Linked DNA regions of Mus musculus: region 2 is linked to region 1. A link is a loop called in an ENCODE intact Hi-C map of the cell type or tissue named here. Cell type or tissue: heart. All regions are shown on one strand. Each heading gives the region's core, and the rest is flanking DNA. Links, peaks and the distances in the headings are about the cores only. Region 1 overlaps Nfib (nuclear factor I/B). Region 2 overlaps Nfib (nuclear factor I/B).

Region 1 (16,675 bases), core at 3,621-11,620:
GAAACCACTGATATTCACCGTGTAGGCATTTTGCTGGATGCTTTTCAGCATGTCTCATTGGTTTCAAACACTAAGCTGCTAGCTTTGCTTAAACACTTCAAATTCAAACTCTGAGCATGTTTTGTTTGTTTTTTTGTCTGATTTTTGTTTTTCCAAGAAATAGTTTCTCCATGTAGCCCTGGCTGACCTGGAGCTTACTCTATAGCCAAGACGGGTCCCGAACTTAGAGATCCTGTCTCTGCCGCCTCCCAATTGTTAGAATTAAAGGCATGTACCACCACCACCAGGCAAAATCCAGAGAAATGAAAAAATGTGACCAAGATCAAACAGCCAACATGTATCAGAAGTAGACATGATTTTGAATACCACATACGTATGTTACACATAGCAGATATGAGCATTGATTGTATAATCCAGGGGCGGGGTGTGCAGATAGAGGCTTAGAAGCTCAAGTGAGGAGCCATCCAGGTCTGTTGGGGAAATTTTCAGTGAGGTTGAACATTGATGTCACAGAGTAAATGATTCCCCAGATGAGAGACAGAGGAGCACTCTGATGGCTGGAAAACTAATTCATATGATGGCGTGGTGGCCTGTGGATCTGCTGTGGGGATGTGGAGAACAGGAAGAATGGACTTCAAGCTCACAAAGCCCGAGTTCAAAATCCAAGCGCCTTGCCAATGCTCAGGATTTGGATTTTATTCTAGAGCTCATGGAAAGCTACTGAAAGCCTTCAGGGGAAATACAAGTGTCATAATTAGGTCTAGGTTTTGGACAAACAAGTTTTAAAAATACATGTGCTGATTAGCGAGCTTGAGTTGGAAGTCCAGCTTCTGCACTCCTTAGGATGCCTTGCCCCCTCTTTGCAACCTCAGACTCCTCATCTCTCACCCTGCTCTGAAGTGATACCCGCAGCGCAGTCCTGCCTGGCCTGTGCAGATGGAATGATCACTCCCTTCTCTGTCCTGCTCCGTGATTTATGTGTAGCTCTTATAGCTTCTATCACAGCACAGGGTAACGATGTGTTTACATGTCTCTCCCACAGCTTGACTTGAAGGACCTTGTGAGAAGGGAGTATGTTTTTGCTGGTTTGTTTCATTGCTGTTTTGCTTGCACCATCTATGGTCCTTGGCACATCACAGGGGTTCCTGTTTGTTGAATATAACACATTGAATTAAGGCCACTCTGAGCATGAGGAGGAAAGCAAGCACAGCATAGAAAGAAAGTGGGTGTAGTCTGGGTGCAGGGATGAGGAATCAGGATGATTCTGAGGTTTTTAACATAATCATCTGCAGGAATTGTTAACTTCCCAGAGAGGGAGGGAGAACCACTGAACTGGGAGCTACGTTTTCTAATTTTGTTGGTTGGGTAGGGACATTTTGGTGCTATGTAGCAGATAAATAAAGGTACACATCCGAATTTAGCTCTGTTGGATCCCCAAGCCTTTGAAGAAGAAGTTTGATGAAGATTTGAGTGGGTGAGCATATCAGGGACACAACTTTGGGGGAATGCTGCCTTTTAAGGGACTAGGTAGAGGAATTGAAATCCAAAGAGAATAATTCAAAGCCTCTGAGAAGTAGGGTTGGAAACAGGAGTGTGCAGAGCAGTTGAGCACATCCTAGGCTGAACTGTGGGCAGCAACTTTTATCATGGGGGTGGGGTAAGTGAGTGTATGTGTGTGTAGATGTGCTCATGAGTGTAGGCATCAGTGGAGGATAGGAGAGAAGGTCAGATCTCCTGGGTCTGCAGCCACCAGTCACAGGCAGTTGTGAACATGAGGTGTTGTGACCTGAGCTTGGGTCCTCTACAAGACCAAACAGCGGACAGGCATTAGAAGTGGACGTGCATTGTCAATGTACATGCATATGCTGCAAGAATACTGGCTAAATACAATTCTGTGGTTTACTAATCAATGAAGACAGTGGATTTTCTTCTTCTTTTTTTAAAATTACGTATTTTCCTCAATTATATTTCCAATGCTAGCCCAAAAGTCCCCCATTCCCTCCCCCCCACTCCCCTACCCACCCATTCCCACTTTTTGACCCTGGCATTCCCCTGTGACAGTGGATTTTCAAGTCATCTGTAATATAATTGTTTTCCTTTCATATAGAGGAAATGAATATTTGGTTGAGTTATATTATTTTTGAGTTTCTCTCATTTAAATCAGCTGATTCAAAATATATAATGATGGCTGTAATATATTTGATTAGTCTAATATATATTTTAACTGTGTTTTCTATTGTAAGGCCATATTGTTGCTGGTATTTTCTTTACAAAATTCTTATACTTGCATTGTACAACCTGAACTTTTGTGCAGTGGAGTTGTTTAAACAAGATCCCGAGGACTTGAAGCCATTACTTTGGTTAGTGCTTTCATGCAGCACTGTGTGCTTAAGAGATGTACACAAAAGCAGTTTCTGGAAATATTTGCTCCTAGTCGCTGCACCAGTATATATGTACTTTCATATATAATTCAGGAAAGAAAAAAATTATTGCATATAATAGCATAGGATTACAGCATAGAGGTACTGATTTGTGTATTCTACTTCAGTGCACTGTTGGTTCTCCAGAGACCACTGTGCAGTAATTTTCACAGAACCAGACAGTTTAATTTTGCCAAGAGAGTCCTTCCAAAGTGCTGTCCTGTGTTTTTAGAGGCGGTGTCATTTTACCCTGTCCTTTGCAGAGAGCCCCCTCTGCAGCCAGGACTCCCTGCAGTCTGGGTTCACCTTTTACATCTCACTCCTACCCCAGGCTTCCCTAGTCCTTCCATAGATAAACCTCTCTGCCTTTTAAAATGCTGAAGGGAAGCCAGAGACAAAACCTGGACCAGTCTGGTTGGGTATTGTTCTTAAGCCTGATTTGGTAAATCTAACCATAGATGATTTCCTGGCGGGATATACAGATTCAGTTCTCAAGTTTATCTTTCTGCATTTAAAAACAACAGTGACAAAAAACTAAACAACCACAAACCCCAAGCTCTCCCAGATAGGCCCTTATTAGATTCTAGGGTCTGGAGGGTGGGATATTGGGTAGAGGAGGGTGACTAGGCAGCCATTACTTCAGTACTCCTCCCACCTGATGTTTTCCATAACTGCTTCATCTTTGGTTTGGAAATTAGAGGGTCTACTTTTAGGAACCTTATAATGCTAAATACTACTTTTTGATAATATAAGTTCCATATCCTCAAATAATTGAATGTTTTCTTCCATCTATATGTTAAAGTGAAAATTTAAATAAAAGTTTTTTTGTTTTATTTTTGTTTTGTTTTGTTTTGTTTTCTGAGACAGGGTTTCTCTGTGTAGCCCTGGCTGTCCTGGAACTCTCTCTGTAGACCAGGTTGGACCTTGAACTAACAGACATCGATCTGCCTCTGCCTCTGAAGTGTGGGATTAAAGGCACATGCCACCATGGCCTGGCTATTATCAGTCTGTTTTAACAGGATGGTTCTCACAAGATCTGTGTCTGTAAGGAGGAAAAGAATGAGGTCTAAGTTTTTTATTCTATAGTCTGATAACTAAAATATCTGCAGACGTGGATAAATCAGCTCTGTCTTTACATAACCATTGGATTCCTTTCAAGGTACTGTCTCCTAACCAACATACTATACAAATAACTTCGGTTTAATATAGCTATATCTTGATGTGTTTAGATTTGGTAAACGCTCCTATCTTTCAAACATGCATCATTTATTTAAAATGCATAGGCATATGTTCAGAACAAAGTTATTTTCGGTGCATATATATTCATTAGCCTCTGTGTAAAAGTGCATTTCAAGGAACAACCATTTGAATGTTTATTTTTCTTTTAAAACTTCCCTTCTCCTCCATCTTGCTTTAATTGAACTCTGAGCTTGAATGAACTCTTTAAAGCCATTCCCATGGAGGGAAGAGCACATGCAAACGTGCTTGACTGATATAAAATAATTTCTTTGTTGATCATATACCCATGCATGATAAGATATGCATAAGAAGAAATCTGGTAGAGAAGTATAAATAATACTTATCTTTAAGCCAGCATCTGTCATCTGCTTCAGCAGACAGTACTTGCTTTCTTCCTAGCACAAAAAGGGCCGGGAGATTTATGGAGCAGCTTTGTCTCTGCTCTGTGATGCTTAATCAATTTTTATTAAATTCTAAATTAAAACTTGGCTTTCGCTCCAGTGACATCTCTGATGTATACAACACGGAGAAAGATCATGAGGCCCCGCAAAGGTTAAGCACGGGTGGTCCAAAGCCCCAGTCTGCTGCTCCTTCCCGGACCTCACTGGTAACTCTGGCCAAGTTCTTGGAGGGACGTAGGAGAATCAGGAGTGCAGCCTCAGCTTTGGACTCCCCAGTTTCCTTCAGCTCGTGGGTATTTGTAGTATGTTTATAGTACTCTCATGCATGTCCTTGCATCTAAGAGGATATATCAGTTCTGGCAACGTACAGATAATGTGCTCATTTTGCATTCCAAACACTCTGATAAATTAGGACTCACCAGTTATAATTGCAGAGAATTTGAATTTTTTAATCTTCATAGAGTTTTTCCATATTCAAGACCTGATACCGATATGAACATTATAGCTTTTTATCTTCCCTGCCTGAATTTCCTGATAAGCTCTGCATTTGGAATGTTCTAGTCTTTTCCTAAAAATTCTCTTTAAATACCAGCGTGTGGTAGAAGTCCAGTCAAAGAGACCAGTTTAAAAATGACCATCTTACTTGGTCAAAGTATGAACCAAGTTCGACCCTGCTTAGCTTCTGAGATCAGAGGAGATTGGGTGCATTCAGGATCGTGTGGCCATAGCTTATATTCTAATGTATATGAAGAATGGAGTCTTGTGCCAAGCTGAACTTTTTTCTTCTGCAGGAAACAAGTTTAACAATTCCAGTTGTGATTTTTTTTTCTTTTAGATTCTGCATCTATAAGGAGAGGAAGAATGGGATTTAATTTAAATTTTATTTCTCTGCTGAATGCTGATATTTTTGTTTTTGAATTTGGCTTTTCTTACATCTGGTACACAGCAGACTAACCTGTACATATTATTCCTTTGAAAGCGTATGTTTATGGGCGCTGATCCAAGAGACGCTTCTGTATCTACATTTCAAAGTGGAAGGTTTCTTGAAGAAAAGAGGGGGGAGAACTATGAAATTTGTTGTTAATTATTGTTTATGTTCTGGGAAATATGGCAAGCTGTAAACTTACGATGAGAAGATCTGTGTTTTTGAATTATGTAATATGTTCCTTAGGAGGCATGGGATTGCAGGAGAACCTGGGAGCCAATCTTTTCATGCCCAGTGAAAATTAATAACTCATGCAGCTGGTCCCTGCCCATCACTCATCTGTCCTTCACCACATTTATATTTGCCTGTTGCACACCACCATATCCTAGTTACCAGTGCCATGTGGACCCAGAAATGCTGATATTTAGAAACTGTATTTATCGCTGGGCAGTGGTGGCGCACACCTTTAATCCTAGCACTTGGGAGGCAGAGGCAGGCGGATTTCTGAGTTCGAGGTCAATGTGGCCTACAGAGTGAGTTCTAGGACAGCCAGGGCTACAGAGAAACCCTGTCTTGGAAAAACAAAACAAAACAAAACAAAAAGAAGAAATTGTATTTATCTACCTATTACCCAGGGCTTGGTTAGCATTCCTGACTTGTCTCGTTTTTAGTATCAACCTGGTACTGTAGAAACATGTAGGTAGAAGTACAGATACCGTGTTCATAGTTCAGTAGCTCAGCTCTGAAAACAGAGAATGGGCAGGGAATGGCCCAGTATATCTGGCCCTCATCTCCTGGAAGTGTATTTGGTCTCTGTGTGCACCACCCACGTGGCCTTCTTTTTCTGCTGGTTGAGAGAAAGCCTTTGGACTGATCCCTAGTGTTGAGCATCCCTAGTGGAAGGTGTCCCTGCTCAACTTGATGCACAGAGAGACTTTGAGGATAAAGAAGAGTTGGTCCTGGCTTTCTCACTTCAGAACTGTATCTTACTATGCCCTGGCCAAAGCCACTCGACTTGCCGACTGTGGATCGAGGAGAACGCTCTGTCTGCCTTCTGTGTTTCTAAGGGGTGATTTTGAGTAGATGAACTGAGGCTTGGGAGAGGTTGCCAAATGAGGTGGCGATGATGGCTAAAGAGACTGCGACTTCGGGAGTGCTTTCTGGCAGAAGTACAACACAGACGGTATCATGTTTTTGACCATAGTACTTTAGACAGGCTGCCAAGTGTTTGTGATGAGATAGGGCTGTTACTATACTTTGCTTTTAACTTTACTTTTGCATACAGTGTATCGTTCTTGTTTTATAAACTGTGTTGCATACTTTTGTCTCTCTATAAACAAGTGAAGCTGTTGAGTTTTTGGACAAAGTTTGAAGCAGTCTTGTGTTGCTTCTATGCTTTATGCTCCAAGTTGAGAGCTGAATAGTGAGATCTTTTTTCGCACCATTTATAATGCGATGCACATTTTGAAGGCAATTTAAATTCTTTTGACTCCCCAGCCATATGCTTCAAAATGGAAGCATTCTACATGTCTGAATAGAGAACTAGGTAGAAGAGTGGCTCACACATGCCCAGCAAAGTCTGCAGTGGGTTATTGTCCTCAGTGGGGCAGTCCAGTCTCTTAGAAAATCGCCAAGTATTAGCCCCAGCTTTGTTGAAGGAAATTTAAAATATTTCCAAGGCTACACATGATCATTGATATTCAGAATTTATACGTGTGATGAGACTTTATAACTTGTCCAGCATATTATTTGAAAAGGTGTCAATATGGAGAGTCATAAACTTGTAAGTCTAGTTTGTGATGGAAAGACAAACGCGAATAGGAGTGAGAACTGCATTCCTGTTTTGTAATCGCCGTTTTCCCCTATCCCCTTTCAAGATCATATTCTTCTTCGTTCCTGCCACCGACCGTCTCGCAGTTTATTTCTAGGCTGGGAGAGTGGAGTGAATACTCTCGTAGCACATAAACTTCTCCATTCTGCTTCTCTAGAGAATATTTTTCATTGTTTTCACAATCCATTCTGCCCGGGTAGAAAACACCAGATCTCTCCAATATTTGGAAGAGAGTTTATACTTTCTCGGGTAGAAATATCCTGTTGCTAAACTTCTTTTTTCATAATCACGCTGATGTGTTGTGGTCATGCTGCACTGACCACATGGATGCCATCATAGAAGTAATTTAACAGATGTTTGGATGGCTAGGCTTATGCACCTTTTTTTGGAGTTTAGGGGGCTGGTTTCTTACTATATATCTCAGGCTGACTTGAAACTGAGGATGCTCCTGCCTGATCCTCCCCAGAGCTGGAATTGCAGCTGTAGAGACCACACCTAGCATTTACATGTCTGAGGTTAGGACACAGGCTCCTTCCCATTCTCATTAGAACTGTCTTCTTTGTCTCTTCCTTCCATTTCTATCTTAGTTAACCACGGGCGTGTGATGTTAGATTACATAAAAAAGCAATTGTCTTTTTAACTTTCACCAGAAATGGGGGGAGGGTACACTGACCACCTATGAGTCATACCTTTTCCTGATAACAATTGCTTATAGGTCTATTGACCTGCACCTGTAGATTTAGAATGGCAGCACTCTTGATGTGTGTACAGTTGCTTGTACACACACACACACATACACACACACACACACACACACACACACACACACACAGAGGGAGAGAGAGAGAGAGAGAGAGAGAGAGAGAGAGAGAGAGAGAGAGAGAGAGACATGGTTTTCTTGTCTTGCTCTCTGTGTAAATAAAAGTTTTTAAAGATAAATTAATGTTCTTCTCTGTAGCACTCTGACAATAACTTGTTAAATGATTGAGATTTATTTTGCATTTTAAGGAGATTTCTTACGATGCCTGTTAATGGGATGCGTTCGTTAGCATACTTGAACAATCAGCAGTAACATCCTTTCTTATTAAAAGCTGTGCTATATAACTCAACAGCTTCACAATACTTATCCCTTGATGGACTTTCACCACTAACTGACCTCAGGTTGTTTGGGAAACAAGGGGAATGGGGACTGAGGATTAAGAACCAATAGAGAGAGGGAAAGAAAAGAAACCAGGAACTGAACTTGGTTTATTTTTGAGAAGTCCATGGGTTGCTATTTCAGTTGGGTGAAACTGTGTTATTGTTTATCTGTGCTTTCTTCCCCTTGTGGCAAGAGACGTGGTGAATAGACACTCACTCCCAAAGACACCAATTCCAAAGCCCTGACTCATGAGCCCACAATGAAATACGAGGATGCAGCCATTTCCTACCTTTGTTTGAGAGCAAATGGATTGGCCCAGGCGGATGTGGGCCTAGGCTGCAGGGCTTTGCAGAAGGAAATGCTTTCGGTGGCCCTTCAGTACTAGATGCTCTCTAACAACCCCTTTGTATTGCCCTGCACAGAGCAGTGCAGTGTGAAAGTGTTCCAGAGAGTATACAGATCTAGTTCCGGGGCCCCTGCTTGTGCACTTAGAGCTTCTATGAGGCAGGGGAAGTAGAGAGAGACTTTCATTGCTTCTAAGGCAGAGGATTTTGAATGCTTATTATACAGTGTAGTGAATGCACATACCTATCGCTTGCTAGCAAATTCCTACGTGGTTGCAGCTTCAACATATAACCATGACTTCTAGGTACCTTACAGCTTGGCCCCATCTTACCTCTTCTGCAACAGTTTGCCTAAGCTCTGTTACAATGTTGCCTGCTTTCTTATGTTACACTGAAACTGACCATGTCACCACCATCTAGCATTCATGGGTCTCTGGTGTTTGTGTTCTGGAATCTCTCTTTCCCTGGAGAGTTGCAGATTCCTCTTGCTTCCTTATTTTGTCCCAAGTCTGTCCAAGTTACCTGTGCCTACAGAGTCTCATATCTCTTTGTCATTCCTCTCCCACCTCCCAAACTGGTTGCCCTGGAACTACCTCTCATGCGATACGAATTTCGGTCTTTATTACTGTTCCTGAGGCTTGCTAGAGTGTTAGCCTCATGAGGGGTTAGAGCTTGAGTCATTTTGTGCTCTTTATTCCAAGGCCTCAAATATAGTAGAATTCATATCTGTCTGTGCCTAGAACTTGGAGGAAAACAGGAGATCTGAATAAATGAAGACCCACTGTGGGCCATCAACAGATGGTGCTAGCTTCTTCTCTTGGGCCATTCCAGGCATTGCTGCACTTCAGGATGACTTAGTTTCCCATCTTATATGTGGAAACAACGATTTGCACACTCAGAAGCATTCTGGAGGTCTAGTTATGAGGAGTAATTCTGTGTAGTGAAAAGGCAAAATACCAACTTAATGTTCTGAGAAACAGTACAGGGGTAACGAAAGATAGTGTGTACAGTGGATGGTGCATCTCTCTGGGCCCATGGTTTTTCTTGTGTGCTCTGTCCCTGGGCACGTTTTCAGTGATAATGCTTGGAATGGTTTTGCAAGGGAGGAGTAAAAGACAGTTGAGCATGTGCAACATGCAGAATAGAACTTGGGGGTTGGGGCAGGCACAGTAAAGTCAGAAGACGAGACAAATGAGAAATGGAAGCTGTATGTTGTCATAATAACCAGTGTCTTTTCTCAGACATGATAGTTTCTTTCTAGAACTTTCAGAACTGTGATTTTATTTTAAACCTTTGAACTTATTCAGTCTGGAAAGAATTTCTTCTGTCTATGTGGTCCGTAGCCTACAGTGTGGTGTATGGGTCAGTGGCCCTACTGTTGGGCTGCCTAGCAAGTCTCTGCCAAGAGGATAGCATAGGCCGAAGTGCGTTTTCCAGTGTGAGGGTATATAGGAGATAAGGAGGTGGGAGGGGGGAGAGGGGACTAGGGAGAAGGGGAGAGGGGAGATGGAAGGGGGGAGGGGGGAGGAGAGAGGGAGAGAGAGGGAGAGGGGAAAATCTGGATGTTCTCCAGGAAGGGGCTAGGAGAGAACTCGAGGACAAACGCTCCTACTTGGAACACACACCAAATACTGGATTTTTTTTTTTAAGAGAAGCCAAAATTAAACCCAGTAGAGCTTACTGTTTGCTAATCAGCATGTGTTTACTTTCTCTTCCAAAACTGAAGTTGCCATCCAATACATTTCCTACCCAGTGCTATGAATCTGTCCAAATAAACATGGGAAGTAGCGAAACAATGACACCGTACGGAAAAACGTCTCCTCGTTCATTAAATAGGATGTAAAATGCCCTGGGATTTAATCCTAGCCGCAAAGTGAAGACTGACACGGCCTGGTTCATGAAGGGAGGGGGGTGGCTCCCCTCTTGAGTCAGTCAACATGGACGGGCAGGATTCTAAGGGAACATACAATTATACCATGCTGTCCTAAGCCTAAATGAAGATGGCTCATTTCAGTCCAGTTTCACTTATGTTCACTGTGTCAGAATATTTGGTTGTAGTGTAATCTTCTGATAACATAACTTAAGCAACAGACAGTTTTAATTTCCATCCTAAACTAGAGAGGTCGCTGACAGAGGTTTCAGGGTGACATTAAGAGTGAATTTCTCTGGAGGACAGAAAGAAGCTGTGGAAGGAGGCTTCTTTGTTGCGGTCAGTCTTGAAGAGTACAGTAGGAAACAAAATCCATAATCAACATTATAGAAAACCATCAATTCATAAGACTGACAGTTTACTTAGGCTGTTAGGAGATAGCTCTATATAGAAAGATCATGTCTTTTCCACACGTGTGAGTTTCTATAAGGAACATTGTTACAGGAATATGGATGGAGACATAGTTATTCCTGGGTTTTCATTAACAGTACATTATAAATGTGTTTTCAAGTGTTTAGCCAAGTCTTGGGATTGCAGTTCAGGTTCCTTTTAGGAAATAATAAGATATCAATTAGTTATTCTTTGTTGTGAACTTAAATAAAATGCATTTAGCTTTTGTCTGAATGTTATTCAAAATTCCTTGTACTCACTGTAGCAGACTCCAGCGGATAGAAACTATCATCACAGTGGCCACAAAACCATAACACCCACAGACTTGGGAAAGGGTACTTGGGCTGAAGAGGTTTGGGAGGTTGGGGTGGTAGGACGTGGTATTGAGAATGGACTGGGGGAGCTAAGAGGAGGGTTGGGGGTACCCAGGATAACTTACCTACTTGTCTGACATTTTCAAAGAACAAATTTAATAGAAGTTATTTTAGAAAAAAAATCCAAACCAACACACACACAGATACTCTGAAATAAGACAAGAGCAACAGCAGAAAAGTCTCAGGTTTGCAGAGCTCCAGCCCGGAGATTGAGTGGTGGTGTGCACTAAGGCCAGGTGCTCCTTCTGGTCCTGCTCTAGACTTCCTCTCCATAGTAAAGCCCCCTGCCCCCGTCCGTTCCTTTCAGGCCCAAGTGATGCTTCTGGGTATCGGCATAGCATAAGGTGGCTGAAGTATTAGCCACCCACTAAAGTTAGAACCCTTCCACCTGCACAGGTACTGGTATGTCATATTTTTAGGATGAGATAGCCATGTTGAACAAAAGCTACATGAACTTGCTTGTTGTCTCAGCAATCCAGTCAGATTATTTACTGAAAAGGAGTCTTAAACCTTCGGCACTAAGTCTCAGTTAAGCCTATGTAGATGTCAGGAGAGGGACCAGCGTAGCAGTGGGAGAAAGCCTAAGCATCGTACACATTCCCCGATGAGCTGCCTCCCCAGCTGTACACAGCATCCTTCCAACAGCAGGGAATAAAATACAGAGTTAATGATGATTTCCTAAAAGGTAGTGTCTTGGCTTCTTTCAACAGTCAACATGAATCTTAACAAACTAGTCAGGATAAGGAAGCCACTTGTTCTGTGTGACTCTTTCCGCTAACAGTCACGTCTACTAGGAAGCACATTTAGATTTATATATCTGTACATTTCCTGGTATTAGGGAATATGTAGGATGAGAATTATCTATGTGTCCCTTAAATTAAAGGAGAAACTGAGAGGTTCCAGCACGGTGCTGGAGTTCAGCCAGGGAGTGGGAAAGCAGTGGTGGCTCCCCGAACTTGAATTTCAGGCAGATGCAGTTGGAGAAGCGGTTCGTGGCATTTGGGGAAAGCTGTAGAGGGAGAATATAGTGATTTATTGGCCAAAAGGAAGAGGTCCTGTGTGGAACTATGAAACCTCAAAAATGGAAGCTAAGCGCAGGAAGGGCAGAGCTGTGTTCCAGGAAAGCATCTAGCATGTCTCTGAGAGAACACAGGAACTCAAACCTTATGGTAGGTAAAGGCAGAGCCCCAGTGGGAAACCGCGCAGAAGCTTCCGGAGTTCCTCAGAGCAATGGGGCAGTTGACGTCATTTGTTCCTGTTGCCAACTCATAAACTAGGTTTGATTAAAAACCCCATTCGCTTATTTTTACTTTTTACATAGGGTGTTTTACTTGCATACATGTCTATACCACATGTGCCTGGTCTTGTGGTCAGAAGAGGGTCCTCTGAGACTGTGGTTGTGAGCTGCCACTTGGGAACTAGGAAGAGAACGCAGGTCTTTTTATTAACACCTGAGCCATCTCTCCAGTTTATATGTGATTTTTTTTTTAATATTGCTTTTAGTCGTAGATCCTGTAATGTCCCACTGGAGTCAAATGGTCATTTTCTGCAACACACATATTTATTAAGTGCCTGCCATCTGTAAGTCCCTAGCTTATGAAATCATGAATATAAAGACTGATATATTTGAATTCTGAGAATACTAAAGGACTTAAGGACTAGAAATTAAATTGTAGAAATTAAATTAAGACATTCAAATATTCATTATCCAAATGTTTTTTTTTAATTCACATTGTTTGATCCAGTAATTTATTATTTTTATTTTTAATTTTTTTTGAGACTGGGTTTCTCTTTGTATCCCTGGCTGTCCTGGAACTCACTGTAGCCCAGGCTAGCCCCGTACTCTGGCATGTGACCTCACAATCCCATATTCAAATGTATTTAGAAATATTTAATGTACATTAAATATAAATATTTTTAGTTAGTATCTTATGAATTGATGTGATCAAGAAATGTTATTTCAGTTCAGTTTGCTTAAATTAAAATAGTAATTTCAGATGAGTAAATAAATTTTTAAGAAACAAATTAACCATGGGTCTTCTTTTTCTAATCCTCTCCTTTCTTGTGTCATTACACCAGGAGGGTGCCCCCCCCACCAGCCCTTTTGTTACACAGAATCCAGTCCTCTTGCATGTGTTTGTGGTCTGAGTTTGAAACAGAGGATGCTAATTTCTGCCATTCACCCTGCAGCAAGGTCCTTTGTCATTCTAACCCCAGGACCACTTTTCCTGAGTATGACAGTTCACTCGTCAAAGACTTCTCTGATGGACTTTCCCAATCACAAGAGGTTTCCTAAGCACCTTTCCCTTGGCACCTCACACAGTCTTAGAGCACCAATCTTTCTCGCTTTGGAAATGACCGTCCAGTCCATAGATGCTATATGTCAGATGATGTCACAGAGCAGGCTTCCTGCTTAATATGCAAAACAGTGTGGTGATGATCCAAGTGCCCCGGGCTCATTCATTCATATGGAATCTATAGACTAGAAGTGGCTGCAGCCCCTAAGCTCATAGTGCTAATTAATGCCGTTACTCCTTATGCTCACCTTTCCTTATAGATCTACAATAGACATTGAGATACAAGGGCTGGGAGGACGGCTTAGTGGGTAAGAGCACTTACTGTGAAATGAAGAGGACAGAGTCAACTCCTTACCACTCACATAAAAAGTCAGGCACTGCCTACATCCCCAGTGCAGGGAAGGAGAGACAGGTGGACCCCAGGAGCTGGCTGCTTAGTCAGGGTAAGAAACTTCAGGTTCAGAGAGAGACTGTCTCAAAAAACAAGGGCTAGAAGAAGACACCCGATGGTTCCTGTGGCCTCTGCGTGCATGTTCTCGGGTGCATATACGTACACAATATGTGCATTCCTCCTATCCCTACCCCCATACAACAACAACACAGCTAAGCAGCGATCCTCAGACTTTATCATAGCTTTCCATCATAATTTGCCAGATTTTTGTCCCCTGAAAATATTTTGATTTACTTCTGAGAAATTCCTTCTTACTTGAAAATGTTAGTTTCCAGTTACTCCAGAAAGGATAAAAATGGTGGTTCGCTTTTGTTTCCTTTTGGAAAGAGGTTAGTTTAAGTTGTTTTTGTGTGTATTTCATATATTTGGTGCAGTCTTTGCCTTTGCATATAAAATTCACATCAGTATAATTTGCTGACAAGCAGTAACATACACTGACCTTGGGCAATGCCCTAACCTGTACTTCTCTTCCTTGCCCTGGTTTTCTTTCCAAGTGATGGCCTTGCTTCAGAGGCAGAATTCCCTCCTAGCCTGCCCTACTGAGATGCCCGCTCAGCAGGAGGCCTTGGCTTCTGCTTCAGGAAGTCCTACAAGAGGCCAGGGGCACCCTGACTTATATGATCATAGGCCCCAGGAGTTGCAGAAGAGAACATGGAAGCAAACAAATTGGACTAATGCTTGAGTAAAGAGAAATAAATAGTTCAACTCATCTTAAGACTTTGTCATTGTATGTGTCAGTGTGTGAGTGCAGGTGACTGTAGAGGACACACATGACAGATGCCCCTGGAGCTGGAGCTGCAGATACATGCACTGATGGGGGTGGTTGGACTTGGATCCTCTGGAAGAGTAGTGTATGCTCTCTGCTGTATCCAGAAATGCTGAGACATTTCTCCAGTCCCTACATGCTTTATTTTATTTTTTATTTGTTTCGGTGTTGGAGTTTGAACCAAGGATCTCACAAATACCCAGAACATGCTCTGCCACCAAAGCAACACCGGCAGAGACAAAACTTTTAAATGGACCTCTAGATGTTTTTCTTCACATCTGCCAGTCGTCCCTATCTGGGCAGAGTCTGTGATGTACGGTAAGCCCAGTGGCCTTTTATGTAGTCTTTGCTTACTGGCAGTTCCCTGAGTGTAGGCGGGATGCTGGTGCCGCCTGCCATCTTTGATAGGGGCAAATGATTCTGTCTATTCTGGAGCCAAAAGACAGGCAGGCCTAGAGTCCAGCCCATGTTGCTTTGGGTTGAGTGACAATTCCCAGAGTGACAGGGACATAATCCCAAAGTAGATATTGTCTGGAGTCTCATTATTGTCCAGAAGTTCCTTTTGGATGAGCAAATGCAGCCAGACAGAAACTGCACGAACGCAATTGACTTGCCCATCTTGGCTTTTCCTTCTTATCATCCCTGAGGCTACTCCATCCTCATCTTGCCATATAGATCCTTGCTTCTTCCGGCTCTGCATCTTTTAGTTAATTACAAATGAAAAGATAAGAGCAAATGGCTAGAGTCCACCCCTAACGCTCCATCCTGATCAGAGGCTGCCTTCCCCTCCAGACCTTTCTGGTCTGTTGTTGTTGGCGAAGACCTCGTTTCTTTCTCAGGTCTTTCAGGCACACCATGGCCTTTCACAGCCTATAAGTCCTGTAATACTATATTTCGTGAAGAAAGGAAAAATGAGATTTTTCTCCCCTCCTAGCTTTTGTTAACCCATTCTTGTTTTGGGCTCCAACAAAAAGGGTTTTTGTTAACTGGAGCTTAAAATCGGCCAGCTCGCAAAGTATTCTCCCTTTTTATGCAAGGAGGATTAGCTTGGCATGTTCTGCATTTCCCTTGTATGAGCCATTCCCGTGTCCTGTCATAAGGTATATAATTACTGCACTTCACCATCGGCGATCATTCTTCAGTTAAGACCGTTTTAAACCTCTCATTAATATAAATCATACCGGGAAGGTAGAAAACACACCTTCAAAAGAAATGGAGGGCTGGGGGGTTCATCCGTTCTTTTCACAATGGACCCAGAGTAAACAATTTTTACTTAGTGCTTTTCTTCTCTAAGCAATCAAAATAGCTTATGATAAAAGATCAGGTACCTGGATTGCACAAATGCACAGTGGTTTATTCACAGGGTTGGGCTTCCTGCCTCATTCCAGACTCGTTTTCTCTCTCTATCACCCTTTAACAGTGAAGTGCATGTATGTATAATCCCCTACTCTTTCAGAGTTGGCCTTCTGACATCTCTCTCTCTCTCTCTCTCTCTCTCTCTCTCTCTCTCTCTCTCTCTCCTCTTCCTACCCCCCCTCGGGTTTGTATACATAGCAAATTGTCTTTATTTGGGGGCTTTCATTGAAGCCCTTTATCCTAATCAGATAATAGTCTGAACTCAAAAACCGTCTCAGAGACTGATTTGTCTTTCCTGAGTGAGTTGCAGGCAGAGCAGTCAAACAGGCATGGTCGGCTTCTGATCATTCGTGAGCGTTTGCCTCAGTGTAAGTTAACAAACAGTCCTCTCTGGTACCTACAGCTTCTCACCCTTCTTGCCCGCAGCTGCCATTTTTACCCTCCGAGTGTGTCATCTACGGTGGTAGCTGCTGCCTGCTTAGAGATGTTAGGACAGTTGATGGTGGCAAGCTCAGCCTGTGGGGCTGCTGGGGCTGCCGGGTAGAGGCGTTTTCTCAGCTCGGGGAAACACATCTCGGATATTAGCGATTCTAAAGGCCCAGGCTGTTGGATGTAAACTGTGCTCACCTCAGCTGACATGTTACTCCCTTCTCTCTCCTCTGAGTGTCTGACTTATGACTACAGCTTCTGTTGGCTTTCACTTTGTCCAAGAGCCCCCACTTTTTGTACTAAAGACCTTCTCCAGTTAAGTTTTTCCTTACCCTTCAGCTTGAAGCTTAAAGTAACTTTCCTTCTTTTCTCCCTTGCGTT
Region 2 (16,675 bases), core at 5,465-13,464, 78 kb after region 1:
CGTTCTTTATCCTCCTCAGCCTCACCATCAAAGTCATTAGCAGACGAATGGTGGAGTATCTGTATTCCTATGCAGTAGAGCTGGCTCGAGCATCAAAGTCATTAGCAGACGAATGGTGGAGTATCTGTATCCTATGCAGTGGAGCTGGCTCGAGCTGGGCACTGGCTCTGTGTTGCACAAGTGGCTTTGTCTTCACCCTGCCATTGTATCTTTCCCCAAGGTTCAGTAAGAACATCCAGAAACTCTACTTAAGTCCACGACAGTTTTGTTTTTCCCCTCAGATGGATTTGATGTTTGGATGGTAAAGAGTGTTCTTGCTCTCTTTCTTTTTGTTGCTTTCAATGTAGTTTGTAAGTTCTCTTTGGGTTTTCTGTGTAGTTCATTGTTTATTAATTCCAAAGTATTTCACAAGAGTTACTCATTTCTTTTCTATTGTCAATATTGTTTCTCAAAGATGAAACAGTCTGACCTAGAGAAGCCTCCACTTTTAAGGATTTGCTCAAGTTACCTCTGTAGTAGAGGATGTGATCAACTTGTTTGAAAGCTCCAAGGGTATGGCAATACAGAACAATTTGCATACATTTGCATGATATAGTTTGGTTAATAGATATGCTAGTTTCTGGAAGAGCTGTACTAACTCTTCCAGTATTGTTGTACTTATGTGGAGTTTGTGAATTACTTATACTGTTCTACTTATTAACATATTTTATGCCTTCTATTTTGCTTTGTACTTAGTACAAGTTTCTCCATTTCTTTTAATACCTCAATCACATTCCTCTTCTGTTTTCTGTTAACTTTATATTAAATATCTACTACTATTTCTCTCTCTTTCTCTCTGTCTCTGTCTGTCTGTCTGACTGTCTCTCTGTCTCTCTGTGTGTACCTGTGCTTCACACTATCACATGTGCATGGGACTTGCTTTTGCACAGATTTCCTCTGTGCTCAGAGAAGAAAAATGTGGAGTAGAGAACCTGCTTTAGTGTGTCACATAAGTGACCAGAGCCACGGCTACTGAACTAAGTTCCTTTGCTTTAGAGGGAGATCTATCTTCCACTTCCACAGACGAAAGAGAAGGAACATATACACTGTGCTACACTATGCAGAGCAAGTGCTCATTAGTTACTATAAAATACCTCTTCTCAAAAAGTGAAGAATTTCCTAGAGTGAATATAAAATTGTATATTTGTGATCTGACTTCTTAATTCAGTCACTACTCAGAATTGATATTGAAGGATAATCTTAATTCTAAATTAATGTTAGCAGGACAGGAACATAGCTTGGTGGCACACTTTTGTACCATACATGCAGCCCTATTGATTCTCTGATACCACACAAAAAAAAATTAAGATCAGAATTTTAGGATATGAATCTTGACTATAGACTGAGACTGAATCCTAATTCAAAAAAAGCATCTTTGTAAAGATTTATGTCTCCAGTCACTAAACACTGTTCCCAACATTTGCCTTGGAAAGTTCAAGGCAGTTGACAAGATAGGGCTCTATCATATATAATTTTGAATATAGAAACTATCTCAGAAGTAGAAAACAAGTCAGTTTTCCACACAGTTTTGTCTGAGAAACAGACACAGGCTAGAAGATGATTTCATCAGGGAGTTTCCCCTAAACCTTTAGGAAGGTCTCTCAAGCCAGGCCTCAAGCCAGGCGTTGTTTTGTCTTCCGATCCGTTTTGTGATTCGTCCCCATCACTCTGGTATGATAATTTCACAGGAACAAAGTTGCCACAGTACTCCTCCAAACACACATAGAAAACTCAGAGGGAACTGGTTTATCATTAAGTGGACAGAACTGTCTTCCTTGATGAACATGGATCATAATTCTAATACTGTAGAGCATCTGCGAATGATGGAAGGGACCATTGTTGTCTCATAGCAGTTTGATAAGCCAAAGGCCATTGTATTCAGAGAAAAATATTAAGTGGGGAAGATTAGTAAGGCTTTATTCAAATGACAAGAAAAATATTCACAAAAATGTCTTTCACTACAATAGTTTAGAAGTAATATTCAGCATAAATGTTCCTGTTAGTACACTCCTGGTTTACATACTTTTAGTGTTTGACTTTATTCTGGATTATATTCCTTTTGTTTTTCCAAAAGCTCTATTTTCAAAGTTCTTGACAAAGAAATAATACATATGTATCTGTTGTCCCACTGACCCCGGAAAATAAATCCAGTTTTTCTAATGAAGTAGATGGAAATTACAGTATCCCTTCTGAGATGTCTTGCTCAGATCAACTTGCCACAGTTAACGACAAGCCGTTTCTAGTGAGCCACACGAGGTGCTGGGGTGGCAAACTTGCAGTGTGCCCGGGGGGAATCTAACTGGCAGAAACCTTCATAGAGAGCAGCCGGGTAGTTTTGAGCAAGAGCTTTGGGAGAGCATATTCTTTGACCTGGTAAGCCATCTTCTGAGAACTCCAGCCAAAGGGAATCATGGGAATTGCTGACAAAGATTTGTGCGTGAGGATCTTAGTGGTGGTGCTCTTTATAGTATTTGTTAAAAATGGGAAATAAGCTGGGCTATGGTGGCGCACACCTTTGATCCCAGCACTTGGGAGGCAGAGACAAGCGGATTTCTGAGTTTGAGGCCAGCCTGGTCTACAGAGTGAGTTCCAGGACAGCCAAGGCTACACAGAGAAACCCTGTCTCGAAAACCAAAAAAAAAAAAAAAAAAAAAAAAAAAGGGAACCTAAAATGCCAAACAGTAAGAGAATGACCAAGAGAATGGTCATATCAAGTATGCAGTGTCGTCATAGAAACCGTGCTTCTGGAACAGGAAAGGATAGGACATCAAAAGGAAAATTTTAGCATATGGATATGTTTAAATAAATTTTGTTTTAATTTTTATAAAACCACATAATTATATGTATTAGACATGCAGGAGAAAGTTTTATGAACTGGAAGGAAATACTAAAAATATACCCAGCACTGTCCAAGTCTGTAAATACCGGAGATTTTTCTTTTAACACTAGATTTTTGCTTCGGGGACTTGCATTTTTTATTAAAAGACAAACTATTTCTAGATGTTAGAATGTTTTTGTGGCTGTCATTGAGACTCAGATCTACTTCTGGATTCAACCATAGATGTTTCTGATCAGTTTGATGAGGCAGAGTAGAGCTGTGTACATAACACCTCTACCAGAAAAGCAGCAGTGCCTTAGTTGTGGTCTGTGGTGCTGAGAGACCTGTGAGGTCATTTCCCCACATCCCCTTGGCTCCCATAAATGAGGAGTTGCGTCATCTTCTTCTGTTGATGGAAACAAACTGTTGGAATCAAAGGCTAGATGACACCTGTCCTTTGAAAGCACAGTGTGAGAAAAGTTAACATGGGGGAGTAAACCTGGAATCTGAGGGATTCAAAGGGCTTTTTAGTAAGAAGATATTGTTCTTGTTTCTGCTGGTGCTTTTATTTTTAACCCAGCATGAGAATTCTCATGTCCAGTGGAGGGGCTTGGACACAACACAACTCTCTAGAGTCAGAGAGTTCCTTATCTCTAAGACGGCACCATCGTTGTCATGGCCCTTACCAAGCTGTGGCCGTGAAGGTTTTTGCACATTCACTGGGCATGTGCTGGTTAAGCTTAACATTGCAGTCTCACATTGCTTTTTAGGACTTTTCTCATTGGATGGTAAATCTGTTGATGGAGCCAGGAAACAGTTCCTGGAATTATTCAGCATAAGTTTAATCTACCATCTACATTAACTGCCTTCAAATACTTGAAGACGGCTCTCATGAATTTAATAACTGCTTTCCCTGTGGTTTGGGTTTTTTTTTTTTTAATTTCAAGAATAGAACACAGTAGACCATAAAAATGAGTGTTATCATTCTTCCCTTAGATTTTCTATGTAAATGTTGCTTAACATTTAAATGGTGCTGATTATAATTTGAGATATTAACAGATATGCCATTGTGTCCCTTCTGTTATTGTCTGTAAAGGAGGTTAAACACTATATTAACTTCTGAGTAGTGATTTACTGTTGTTTTGTCAGAGAAAAATAAAAAAGAAGTAAAATAATGTAATTTGATATTGCCTTTGAGACTCTTATGTTTGTGGAGCTCTTTATTTCCCGACTCAATTCTTTTTTTCTTAAAGAGCATAGATGTATGTAAACACAGCATCACACAAATGCGGAGTTGTTCTTTCTTCCTGGCTTATGCTGTTGTGTAATATTGCTCTATAACCATTAAGCAGCTGCTCTGCCTCAAAGATGGGCACATTTCCTTTGGTCCATGAAGGGAATTTACTCGGGAATCTCTCCAAATTACTTGAAGATATCTGGCCTTTGCATGAGCTGTTGAGATTTACAATAGACCACGTTCCGTGTGAGACTGTGTTTCTCTAAGTCTCCGTAGCCTGGAGGCTACCATAGGTTTTATGGCCTCAGCAGTACCCTGGCGTTTTGCTGATTCTCTGACTCTATATTATTGCAGGGTTCTAGGCCCACTGAGAGAAAGATCCTTCCCAGTTACTTGCCCAAGTATTTGTCTTCTGACTGCTGGGGCAGGCACTTAGTTACCCAAGCGCTGGGCTGTTTCTTCCTCTCGGTGTCTGACTTAGATGACTCTTGTTCATCGAAAAGGTTGTGCTGTGTATAAAGACACATGAAATGCCACCACCGTTGCCTGCTTCCCACCCACCACCAGCCTTTGGGCTTAGGGACAGTAGGCATTATTACGGCTGCTTGCCAGTGTTCCCTTCATCAGATCTCTTGATGTGCTATGCAGCAACAGAGCTCAGTGGATGCTAAGGGGTTGCATTTTATCATCTGGGTTCTGATATATTTCCATTATTTTTCATAGTTTGGTAGAGGAAAAAAAAGCTTTCATTTTTACTTGTAGATTTCAAGTTCTCACCACCGAGGAATCCCCATCATCTCCTGTTTGACTGCCTAGCTTGCTGCAAAAAATCTGCCTGGAGGTGGTTCATTCCTCCCTTGTGATTAGGCTCAGGCTGTCCCCATACCACCTGTCTTAATCTGTGTGACTTAGGAACATGTAGAGCCATAACTACTCATAGTTACAATGAAAAGTTCAACTTAGGGTCAGACCTACTACATTCTGAGATGTGTATCACATGATATAACTCATGTAAATATGCTGAAATGTTCAACACTTATTCTCTTATTCATTTATTAGTTTGTGTGTGTGTGTGTGTGTGCGCGTGCGCGTGTGCGCACACACGTGCTGGATGAGATTCAGGTTGTCAGGCTTGGTGACAGGTGACTTTATCTACTTAGCCATTTAAGTGGCCCTCTTTCACACATCTATTTTTGCAAGCATTTTTATGTTCTTGTTTGAATCCTTTGGTTATTGATTGAACTATATGCCGAAGGTTACACATTAAGAAATACAACAGAGCCAGAACTATAATCTGACCTTAAGTGTTAGTTTCCTTTTTCCCAAAAGTCCAGCCTTTTTACACTCACATGTCATCTGCAAATGGATTGGGCCAGATTCATAGCTATGTTGGGACCCATGTGCTGCAGAATAGACAGACATGCCTACAACAAACCCCTCAACAAACAAGTTCATGGGAGGGATGGAGCCAGCAGAGGTACCCATCGATTTTGTGCCAACTATAGCTATCTTGTTATAAGATCACTAAGCTGTTAATTTAAGACCTTGGTTTTAAAAGCTGAATTTTAAAATACTGTCCTGGGTTCGTTTAGTAGTTACTCTATATATAGGGCAATGAGTCAGTTGCCCAGGGAGATATGCTGAAAAACAAAACCTTGTCACTCCCCTAAATAAAGGAACTGATAATCCAACAAAGAATTTAATACTTGAAAACAAATATCTTGGAAAATCTGAATGTGTAATGTGTAAAATCAGGACTAAGTAGGTGTGATGTGAGCAGAGAGGATCTGCATTATGTTTGCCAGCCAGGGTCAGAGGAAGCAGAGGATGGGGGTAGGGCAGAGAATGTCAGGGTGTGTTATCATTCAGCAGGACATGTAGAGTTGAAAGCAGCACGTAACAGGATGAGCTAGAGAGTAGGACAGTGATTGGCTGCAGAGATGTTAAATAACCGGTGCCCTTCTGCTTGACATATTAAATGCGTTCAAAGTCATCTTTAATAAGCTGGTCAACCAAACTACACAATCTGCAGTGGCCTGGAGCATTAAAACCTCTTGTTCCCATCCAGGAGAATGGTATCAATGCTACCCCCTTCTTTTTTCCTTTTTTTTTTTTTTTTTTTTTGCATTTATGACGTCTAACACCTTTTAGAGTTCTGGTTGGTTTCTCAGTCATCTCTGAAACAACTGAAACAAATTGAACATAGTGAGGAATTCATTGCTCAGTTTCTTAAAATAGAAGTATATCAGTTAGGGACATTTTGTTTTATATATATATAAATTTTTCCAGAGTAGCTACTAAATTTGAGACTCAGACTTTCTCATCAAATGAGACATTGTACCTCCTTTTTGCTCTTTTGGCTTTTCTAAAAGGCTAAACAGGTTGCGTGTGAAGCCACGCTCCCACATGCTTGGCTCTTCACATCCCTGATGCCTGTGCAGCAATCAATTCTTAGGCACTCTGGGTGGCTGAGTTTTCTAAGCAAAACGTTATAACTCATAAGAGGCTGTTTAGCGTTTAGTATGCACGGCTCAGTGCTCAGGGTGTGGCTCTGCTGGAAGCTGCCACTGTTTCGCTCACATCTGACCACTGTTTATCATTGTTTTGGGACAGGATCTCACTTTGTCACAACTTGAAGAATCTTCTGCCTCTTCCTCCTGTGCACTGGGGTAGTGGTTTATTACCCTGTGCTACCCCGGTTACTGCTGTTTCTTTCTTTGTATTGATAGTAACACTAGGAGGTGGGTGATTTTCTTCTTCCTTCCTTCCTTCCTTCCTTCCTTCCTTTCTTTCTTTCTTTCTTTCTTTCTTTCTTTCTTTCTTTCTTTCTTTCTTTCTTTCTTTCTCTCTCTCTCTCTTTCTTCCTCTCTCCTTCTTTTTTTTATTCTCTCATTTATAGACAAGAAACCTGAAACAAAGTAAGGTCTACTCACATGGCCACCATCTCTTAGCTGGCAAACTCAGGCCAGGGTTTGCCTCCCAGATCTTTCACTTGATGGTTCCCTGTGACTCTCCACACATGTGTCACCTCCCTGTACTGAATCTGATTCTTGGTCAGTTATGAAGCTGTGTGTGAAATGCAATCTAGTGACAGAGTCTCAGACGCTGGGGTATTCTGTTCTAGAAATACTTCTGTTATGAACTTTTCAGACTTCTATGTTATCTTTGTGGTAGTTTAAGCTATTCACGATCTTCCAACTCTCATCATGTACTCTTGATAGGAAAAAGAATTGTAAAACTTCTGGACACCATGCAATGACCTACCAAGCAAGCTAGGGTTTCCCCGGGGTCCTGGACCGAGCCTATGCTCGCTGTGTGCTTCACTGCATTTGCAACATCTAGTTTTAGGGGGAAAAAAACGATGAGTGGAATCCAGTAGTAGCATGAGTAAGGAAAGTGTTGAAAATTGCCAAAGAAAATTTAAGGTTCAGAGATTCAGCTTGGTGCAAGGAAGGATTCACTGTGTCCCAAGGGTTTTTTGTTTTGTTTTGTTATTTTTGTTTACATAATCTTATTTTTATGAATGGTACCTTATTTATTTTGTTAAATTGGATATTTTATTTGTTTACATTTCAAATGTTATCCCCTTTCCCAGTTTCCCCTCTGCAAACCCCCTATCCCATCCCCCCTTACCCTGCTTCTATGAGGGTGCTTCCCCACCCTCCCACCCACTTCTGCCTCACTGCCCTAGCATTCCTCTACACTGGGGCATCAAGCCTTCACAAGACCAAGTGCCTCCCCTCCCATTGATGTCAGAAAAGGCCCCTTCAGCTCCTTCAGTCCTTCTCCTAACTCCTCCATTGTGGTCCCTGTCCTCAGTTGGATGGTTGGCTGTGAGCATCTGTGTTGGTCAGGATCTGGCAGAGCCTCCCAGGAGACAGCTGTATCAGGCTCCTGTCAGCAAGCACTTCTTGGCATCAGCAAGTGTCTGGGTTTGGTGTCTGCATGTGGGATGGATCCCCAGGTCGGGCAGTCTACGGATGGCCTTTCCTTCAGTCTCTGCTCCACTCTTTGTCAAGTTTTGATCCTTGGTTGAATGGCCCTGGAACAAGGCTGGAAATTCTGGTAGCAGCAGCTCACTGTTCTTTAATCAGGGAAGGATTTGTGAAAGAATAGTGCTTTTGAGAGATCTTTGAAGCTTTTCCAAGGCGGTGCTAATTGTGATGTGGTTGTGGTTTTCCTTTTCTTTCTAGCTCCTTCCCCCCTCCCCCATTTTTAATAGGTCGACTGGCTTTCCAGGTGTTGTAGAATGAGATGCATTCAGAGCGTGTCCCAGCCTTCCTTCTCCCTGTCTTCCATGGCAAACAGGATCCTACCAATTACAGATTTAGAAAAGGAATGGGAAATTCCATGGGTTTTCTGTGTTATTTATATTTCCTATTTTTGAAAACAGATTAAGCTTGTACTTGGGTTCCACTCTTACGTGTCTTCAGAATAAGCATTCCCGGCGGTTGTTCTAGTCTAAAGAACAAACTCTAGAACTTAATTGGTACCTTTACCCTCTGCGTGTTCTGACCCTTTTCCTTTGATGCTTGTTTTCAGGGTACCTCGAGGACAGCTTTGTAAAATCCGGAGTCTTCAATGTATCAGAGCTTGTGAGAGTATCCAGAAGTAAGTAAACACTTTTCTCTCTACACAGGTACACAGAATCATTAAAATCTTGCACATTTTAAATCTTAAATATGGTGTGAAAACTGACTACTTAAAAGTATCTGAATTTTAAAATTCATGATTCAGAAAAAAAAATCTTAAATTTTCTAATAAAATAACCGAAGGTATTACCTGATTTTGTAAACATTTCCATTTAGCCTTGTGTTCTGTAACGCTCATGTTTAGGCTGTTCTCATTGGTCATCATATTGGTATCCCTTCACTTGAGTTCTCTGTGACCATAGATGGGCATTTATATCAAAGGAAGTGTGATTAATTAAATGTACCCTGTGTTGTTATGATAACCCACATACGTTTCCTGTAGATAAGTGCTTTTTCAGTTATGGCGCTTTGGTGGGGGTTGGAAGTGTACAGGAATACACACTCACATGCAGTGTGTAAAGGGATGCAGAAATTAACTTTGCAGATTGTACTCCGATATAGATAGAAAGCATTGTTAGTCCAAACAATGTCCAGTTGTTTACAGCAGCCACCTCACCTGAGTGCCATTCTTGGTCAGCTTGATTGGGTTTCTCTAGGGTAAACTCACCTGACTGACTACCTAAGCCAAGGGGAAGCCCTGTTGATTACCAGCTCTTGGTTTATGCCAGTGTGAGCAGACACATCCAAGGTGCCAGTATTAATGCCCTGGTGACAGAAAAGGAGGTGACTGTTTTCTTCCTGATCCTGTCTTTGATTTAGATTGTTCAGGTCACCTTGAGGGCTGTGTTTTGACTTCATGCTTCGATAGAAAGTATCTAGAACTGATGTCACTTAGATGATCCAGTGGCAAGTCCAGAGGGTCCTTGTTTGTCTTTATTACCAGTCCTCATGTGCACACTTCTGTAATCTCAGTACTCCAAGAGGCAGGAGGATTGCAATAAGCTTGTAGCCAGCTGGGCTACATCGCTAATTCCTGGCCAGCTGGGGATATATAACAATTCCCTTTCTCAAACTAGAACTCAAACAAACAACAACAAAATCTGTTTGTTTGTTTTTTTTTAATTTGTATCAACTCCAGAGTTTATGAATGAGGGCCACAACCAACTGTAAAGACCAAACATAGTGAGCTAAGAATTTAAGACTAGCCAAGCAGCTGTAGAGTCCTCCTGTTTGGGAACTCTTGTCTCTAAGCTGCCAGGTGACTGTCTTTTGAACTATAGTTTCTCAAGTGACTCAGATTTGTGAGCTTTCCAGAAAAAAAAACCAAACCAAAACAAAAGCCAACCAACCAACCAATCAACCAACCAACCAACAAAAACCCATGTTTATCGGAGAATGACATATATGGCCACTCAAGACCTTATATACCTTGTCTCTTCTGCCAGGATTCAGTGTAGATATAAGTGTCATGGGTCCATCTACCTGAAGGCAGCATCGGGGATGACAGGTACATATGTGTATCCCAAAAGCGCTAGTGTATGTATGTACTTCACACAAGCCTTCTGATGATCTAGTTCATTGTTCAAGGCCACATGTGATTTTCCAGAAATCCCCTAAGGAAGCAGGTATTCAAAGTTGTTCTTTAGCAGAGATTCTGAACTGTGAAACTATAGAGCACAGGAAAACATTCCCTCCTCTTAGACCATTTTACGAACCCCATAATGGGTTTTGTCCCTTCTTATAAGAACAGTAGAGCCGTCCATCAGAAAGGATTCACGTAGTGCCCCATTACAGATAGCCCTAGCCCAAGTATGTGAAAAGAAAGCCACTTTGGAATCTTCAAGAGCCCAGAATGATATTTTGAAAAAAAAAATGGGAATTTCAAACATAAAATATAAATTAAAAATACCTTCTCATAACATTTCAGAAACAAGGTAAATTTTAACATGTTTCACTCATTTATTCTTAATTTATACTGTCATTTCTTAGAGGTTTTTAAGCTGTGTGTCATAACAAACATTCCTGATTTGTAATTAGTACATTAATTATCCATATTCATTCCTTAGTTAATTTATTCAGCAAACATTTACTTTCTCCTGCATATGTAAATAGATGTCTCTGAGATTCTTGAAAGTTCTATTCTCCTAAGTGTTGTAATATATTCACACTATAATCTTGTTTACACAGTTGAACTACATTGTTTATGAAATAGGGGTTTATGAAGTCAAACTTCAGCACATAAGTTAAGTCTTATGCTGTGTGTTACAGGTACTGGCTTCTTGATTCATGGCCTGCCCTTGGTACTATCCTCTAGCATTTTACTGTCATGTGGCCTACTAATATCCATGCTGACATTAGCTAATGAAGCCATTCCATTTCAGGAATCACACTGTTGAAAGATATTATCTTCTTTTTAAAAGTTGGTTAAGGACAGCTTCTGGCCTCTAACCTTTAGAAACCCAGGTTCTAATGTGTATGGCTTCTAGAAAAACATTGGCATACCATAGCCAAGATTTGTAGCTTTTGGCTTTCTTAAAGCTCTGTCTAGAAGAGGTGCTAAGAGTCATGTTTATATCTGATTTGGGCTCTTCCAGAGGATTAAAAGCAGGAAGACCTGGACGGCTTGCTCTTCTTATATTCTCTCGTGTTGCTCAGGAATCTGTGTGTTGTTTGAAGTTTTTAAACATGTTTTTTATTTTTATTATTTGTATTACTACTACTACTACTACTACTACTACTACTACTACTACTACTACTACTACTACCACCTTTTCAATAACTTCACATTTACTGCCAGAATGCATTCTAAGTTTTTCAGTTTTCAGTATGGGCTAGCCCAGACTGGCCTGGACTCAATATGTAGATCAAGTTGTCCCTGAGTTTATGGGGATCCACCTGCATCCTCCTGAGTGCTTAGATGAAAGACATCCATCACCATACCTGACCCTGACGTTTTTTTTTTTTTAAATTACCATTTTACTGCATACTATACCTAGCATGCTTCTGACTAAGTAAACTGTAGTTACTATTAAACTATAGTGACTATTAAGGAATGTATACCCATTAGAAAGAAACTTGCCTAACTAATGTGCAATCCTAATGCCACTACAAAAATGTATCTAAATGATACAACCTGTAGAGTTCCTGTCAATTTTATCGATACACTGTCAAATAACTCATATTTCTGAAGTGGCCAGAACAAAGAAAATATTTATTAGAGAGTAATGCACATGTATATTGGGGACTTCAGGCAACTTGTCTCTTCTGGCATCTTCTGGATTAGGTAAGGATATAACCAAAAGATTGCTGTCACCGGTCACATACCTGGACTCCACAGGAGTCCAACTCCACTCTGAAAGAGAGGCATTTTTGTTTTAAGAGGTAGGAGATTGTTCACATTCTATGAGACAGTCAGCCACCTGCCTCTAACGCGTACCTTGCTTCTCATATCTCATAGACCACCATTATACAAATACATTGTAAGGCACGTGGTTAATGTGAAGAAAGAAATTCTACATTTTTTAAACTTCTGGCATACTTCAGGCTACAAAATACATCAGTACTGCAACTGTCTAAATAATTCAAATAGCCTTTACCCTTAGGATAAAAAATATTTTCTCTATAAAGAAGGTTCAAGTATATCAAATAATTTAAACACAGCGATTAAAATCTGAACAACTTAACAAAAGGCAGGGGCTCCCATTTTAGAGCTGAGGCTCTTCCTGGGTGTGTAGATGCTGTATTTTAGTAGAGATTCTGTCTACACAATCCTTGATTAGTTCTCTTTAATAAAACATGTGCCTTTTATTTATACTTTCCTAAGAACATCTAAAGTTGATCTTGGACCAACAGATATTTAAATCCAGTCAAATTGATAGAAAATACACCTTAATGCTACTAAAAGTTTTGGAAGAGAAAAAAAATCTTAAAAATTAGTGATCCTTTGTAGTTATACATTCAGCTGAAGGCAGTTAGGAGAGGCTATGGTAGATTGTGTGCTCAAAGAGTGGACTTGAAGAGCTCTAAAATCAGTCACCAAGTCTCCTGAACACTTTCAGTAGAGCTACTGAAGGCTTGAGGGTTCAGTTGGCCTCCCAACACTCTGCCCCTTGACCCCAGCTGCCTAGTTCTCCACATTGTATGTTGTTTCTGTCCTGACTTTACTACTACAGTCACATCAGCTTGGAAAAGTCTTCCTTCAGTGCCTTGATCCTTCTTCAAAGTCTACTACCAGATAGGGCTTTTCCATAGTCAGTCAGCCAGTCTCTCTCTGTCTCTGTCTCTGTCTCTCTCTGTCTCCATTCATGTCATTACTGTCCTTTCCTTCTGCAAATATATATTAATATTAGAATATATTGATTATGTTACTCATTGGAAAAGTTTTTTTTTGTTATCTAAATTTTCAGTGTATTTTAAAGTTTGTTCAAGTATTTTGTTTGCTCTACAAACTGCACTGTTTGTTTATTGAACACAGATGTATTTGAGAATATTTCGTATCCATTGCAATGCCTGCTTGTGATAGACACAGGCACTAGCCTGTCTGATTCTCAGCCTGCGCACCTACCTGTCTGACCCTTCCTTCCTTCCTTTCCTCCCTCCCTCCCTCCCTCCCTCCCTCCCTCCCTCCCTCCCTCCCTCCCTCCTTCCCTCCCTCCCTCTCTCTCTCCCTCCCTCCCTTCTTCCTTCTTTCCTTCCCTTCTTTTATACACACACACATTCATATATTCATGTGTGTATACATACATGTATATGGAGGCCATATGCCAACATGGGATCGTCTCTCATCCTTCACCTTGTGTTTTGAGGTAGCGTCTATTATTGAACTTTTCTGATCAGGGAGTGCTCCCAGAATGGGAATTACAGGTGAACAGCCTTGGTTTTCTATAGATGCTGGGGATCCAAACTCAGATCCTGTCCTGGGACTTTACCCATGGAACTATGTCTTCAGTCTCCAAACAATAGCATTTTAAAGAATAAACTTCCAGCGAGGAGGTTCATTTGTCTGTGCCTGCTTTTTGCACAGTTTTGAACAGTTCCATCTTTACCAACTACTCCATTTTACCAAAAAATGATTGGAGAGGAAATAGATTCGAAGACATGTGCTGAAGACATGCTTCTGGCCTGCCTCTGCTCCCACTGCTTTATCCCCTAATAATCACACGTGCTAGCTTTTTCTTTTTTCTTCTTCTTCTTCTTCTTCTTCTTCTTCTTCTTCTTCTTCTTCTTCTTCTTCTTCTTCTTCTTCTTCTTCTTCTTCTTCTTCTTCTTCTTCCTCTTCTTCCTTTTTCCTTTTCCTTTTCCTTTTGTTGTTTGGAAAGTGAGGCGCACTCTGTATAAGCAACAGGGGGTTTGGACTGAGAGCCTCTTTTTATCCTGAGACCCTAACATATGGAGTGAAGGTGCAGTGAACATTCCTTTATAAAACCTGCCTGCATGTGTATTTGTAAAACACCTTGGCTTTTATTTCATACTCACAAACTTTACTTATCTCTGCCACAATTCAAGATTTTCTTAAATCAAATTATACACACTGTGATCTTATGTTTGTTTATTTTGTCTTGTTTGAGACGTGGTCTTACTCTGTACATCAGACTGGCCTCAGCCTTGCTAAATATAGTCCAGTCTGGCCTTGACTTCTCTATTCTCCTGCCTCAAACTCCTTGAGCTGGCATTACAAGTGTATGCCACCAGACATTGCTAACCATCATGTTTTTAAATTCATTTTAGGGCTGATGTCAAAACTCTCATAAGATAATAAGCTTTATTTGTCAAAGCCTTATATATTTATTTAGTTAACAATGATTTAGTTCAGTGCAAGCCACTCATTTGGTGCTAAGTAATAAGGAAAATTTATTTGTTCTGCCCTGCCTACATCTACAGACTGGGGAGTAGCATATATAGTGACCAATCATATGGGGGAGTGAATGAAGAAGACTGGGTGATTGTAACCAGGGAAAGTGGTGTCCAGGGACCTAGAGTGAGTGTCTGGAATGCTCAGACTTGACGAGGTTTCTGGGTCTTATCTGCAGCATTCAGGGGATATCAAATCTTAAGGTAAAGAGAGTTCTTGCCCTGAGCCATGAAAAAAAAAATAGGGATTTTATATTTGAACAGAGGTAACAATGAGTATCACTTACAATCTTTCTTTAAAACTAATTATTCCTCAGCACCCATAACCCAGGGAACTGGAGTCAACTTCCCAATCGGAGAAATTCCCAGCCAACCATACTATCATGACATGAACTCTGGTGTGAACCTGCAGAGGTCGCTGTCTTCTCCACCGAGCAGGTAATGACAAAGATGTTGTGTGTGCTTTCCCCCTTTGTGCAGTCAGACAGACAAGTAAAGAAGGCAACTAGGTATTCTGCTGGCAACACACATGCTTCAAAATTTTGCCAGAATCATTTGTTTTGATATTCTCGCATCAGGTGTAACCACTGTCACCTTTTAAAGTCTTTTATTGGGGGGAGGGGGGGAAATGAAGTATGACGTTTTTTGTCTTATGGCATGACATATGATCCTGCTAGTTAATCTTTTGGCAACTTTTAAAGTGATGCTGGGAATTGTAAAGATGGCCGTGAGGTGAAGTTCACTTGTTGCTCTTATAGAAGACTTGGGTTCTGTCCTCAGCATCCATACGGTGACTCACAACCATACTGAAACTCCAGTTCCAGGGAATACAGTGTCATTCTCTGATTTCTATGAACGCCAGGCACGCACATGGTACACATATGGGCAAAGCATACATACACACAAATTAAAAAAAAAAAAAAACCTTAAAAAGTGTGATACCCTCATAGAGGCAAAGGGGAGGGGAGAGGGGGTTCCAGAGGGGGAACTGGGAAGGGGGACAACATTTGAAATGTAAATAAATAAAATAACCAATTAAAAAAAAAGTCCAAGTGATGTTGCTGCAGTGACCATTATCGATAGCCAGCGCATCCAGATGACTTTTACCGTAATTACACCTCTGTACTTGGGTTCATGAAACATGGGAAAGGATGTCATTCCCCTAGCCTTAAAATGAAAGCCTGATTTGAGACTGCAGTATTTAATTAATTGAGATTCTCTGACTAGATCAGTTAACTCTTCTGGTACCAAGGAAAGCACCAGCCACTCTGAAACCGAGTTAGCCAGCCTGTGCTGGGGACGACACTAAAGAGTGAGGGTCCCTGGCTTTTAGTGCTCTGCTCACGCGAGGGGTTTACTGACTCTGGCACACTGTAACTTTGATTCAAGATAAATATAGAGACATAGAGGTCTTTTTATTTTTCCTTTTTGGGTTTTGTCTTCCACGTATAAAGTCCATTTCTGGAGCATTCATTATATCCACAGACTAGCGCAAGGATATACACAAATATTCTCCCCCCAAAAAGTGTGCATTATGCTAATTTTTAGAAATAAAAGACAATCTGGAAAAGTATTTTTCTAGACTTTTTCAGTAATGAAAGTTAATTGCCTCTGTGGAAATATCCATATTTATGTGTTTATAAAGTAAGGCCAATTTTATAACATTTATAACCCAACTATATTTTCATGTAATTAGATTGTATATCAAGATAATTGGGTTTATTATCACTAAAATTATCTCTGATATGTTGAAGTCCTTAAAAGCGTTTTGATCTTTTTAAATTTAAAATGTGACTGAGGATTTTTACATTTCCTCCCGTGGGTCCATATGTTGTCAGCACAGGTCTTTCCCCATGGCCACTCAGTATCAGATCCTGGGTCCTTCCAAATAAGCCGACCCTAAATAAGTCGAGCCTAAAGATATTTCTTTGTTGTTCCTTGTGGAAATAATTCCTCCCCCTTTCTTTGTCTACTTCTGCCGACTCATGGTGGAAGAGAATTACATTAAAAGGAGAATTTAAAAAAACATGCCCCTGTCTCTAAATTTGGATACTTTGATAGAGACTGAAGAAATGATATCATTTCTAGTAAGCTTTGTCATGGGAAGTAATTGTCATGCTCAATCGTGTGTACTCAGGGATTCTTAGCCAACAATTAACCCAGTGTATCCACAAAGAGACTGAGATGTGAACAGGCTTC

Evidence for each region. A loop is a pair of places that touch in the nucleus more often than their neighbours do. Peaks named below come from ENCODE experiments on the same cell type or tissue, not always from the same donor. Only the 100,000 strongest peaks of a DNase experiment are listed, where the experiment ranks them.
Region 2: a loop joins it to region 1, with 4 times the contacts of the local background. A loop is called at or near these places in 4 of 42 quality-filtered maps.

What each region holds. Positions count from the first base shown.
Region 1 is chr4:82,427,525-82,444,199 of GRCm38, reverse strand. The region is part of intron 2 of Nfib (nuclear factor I/B); the gene reads left to right. Among named protein-coding and RNA genes, the nearest start is that of Nfib, 70 kb to the left of the region's middle. In heart, for the core only: a CTCF peak has its summit at 8,147; DNase peaks (open chromatin) are centred at 5,949, 8,249 and 10,159; H3K27ac peaks cover 2,602 bases.
Region 2 is chr4:82,351,762-82,368,436 of GRCm38, reverse strand. Nfib (nuclear factor I/B) reads left to right here. Exons shown (of 12, transcript NM_001113209.2): 4 at 8,637-8,705; 5 at 14,794-14,914. Among named protein-coding and RNA genes, the nearest start is that of Nfib, 150 kb to the left of the region's middle. In heart, for the core only: no CTCF peak of the experiment used is centred there; DNase peaks (open chromatin) are centred at 5,936, 8,006 and 9,166; H3K27ac peaks cover 1,085 bases.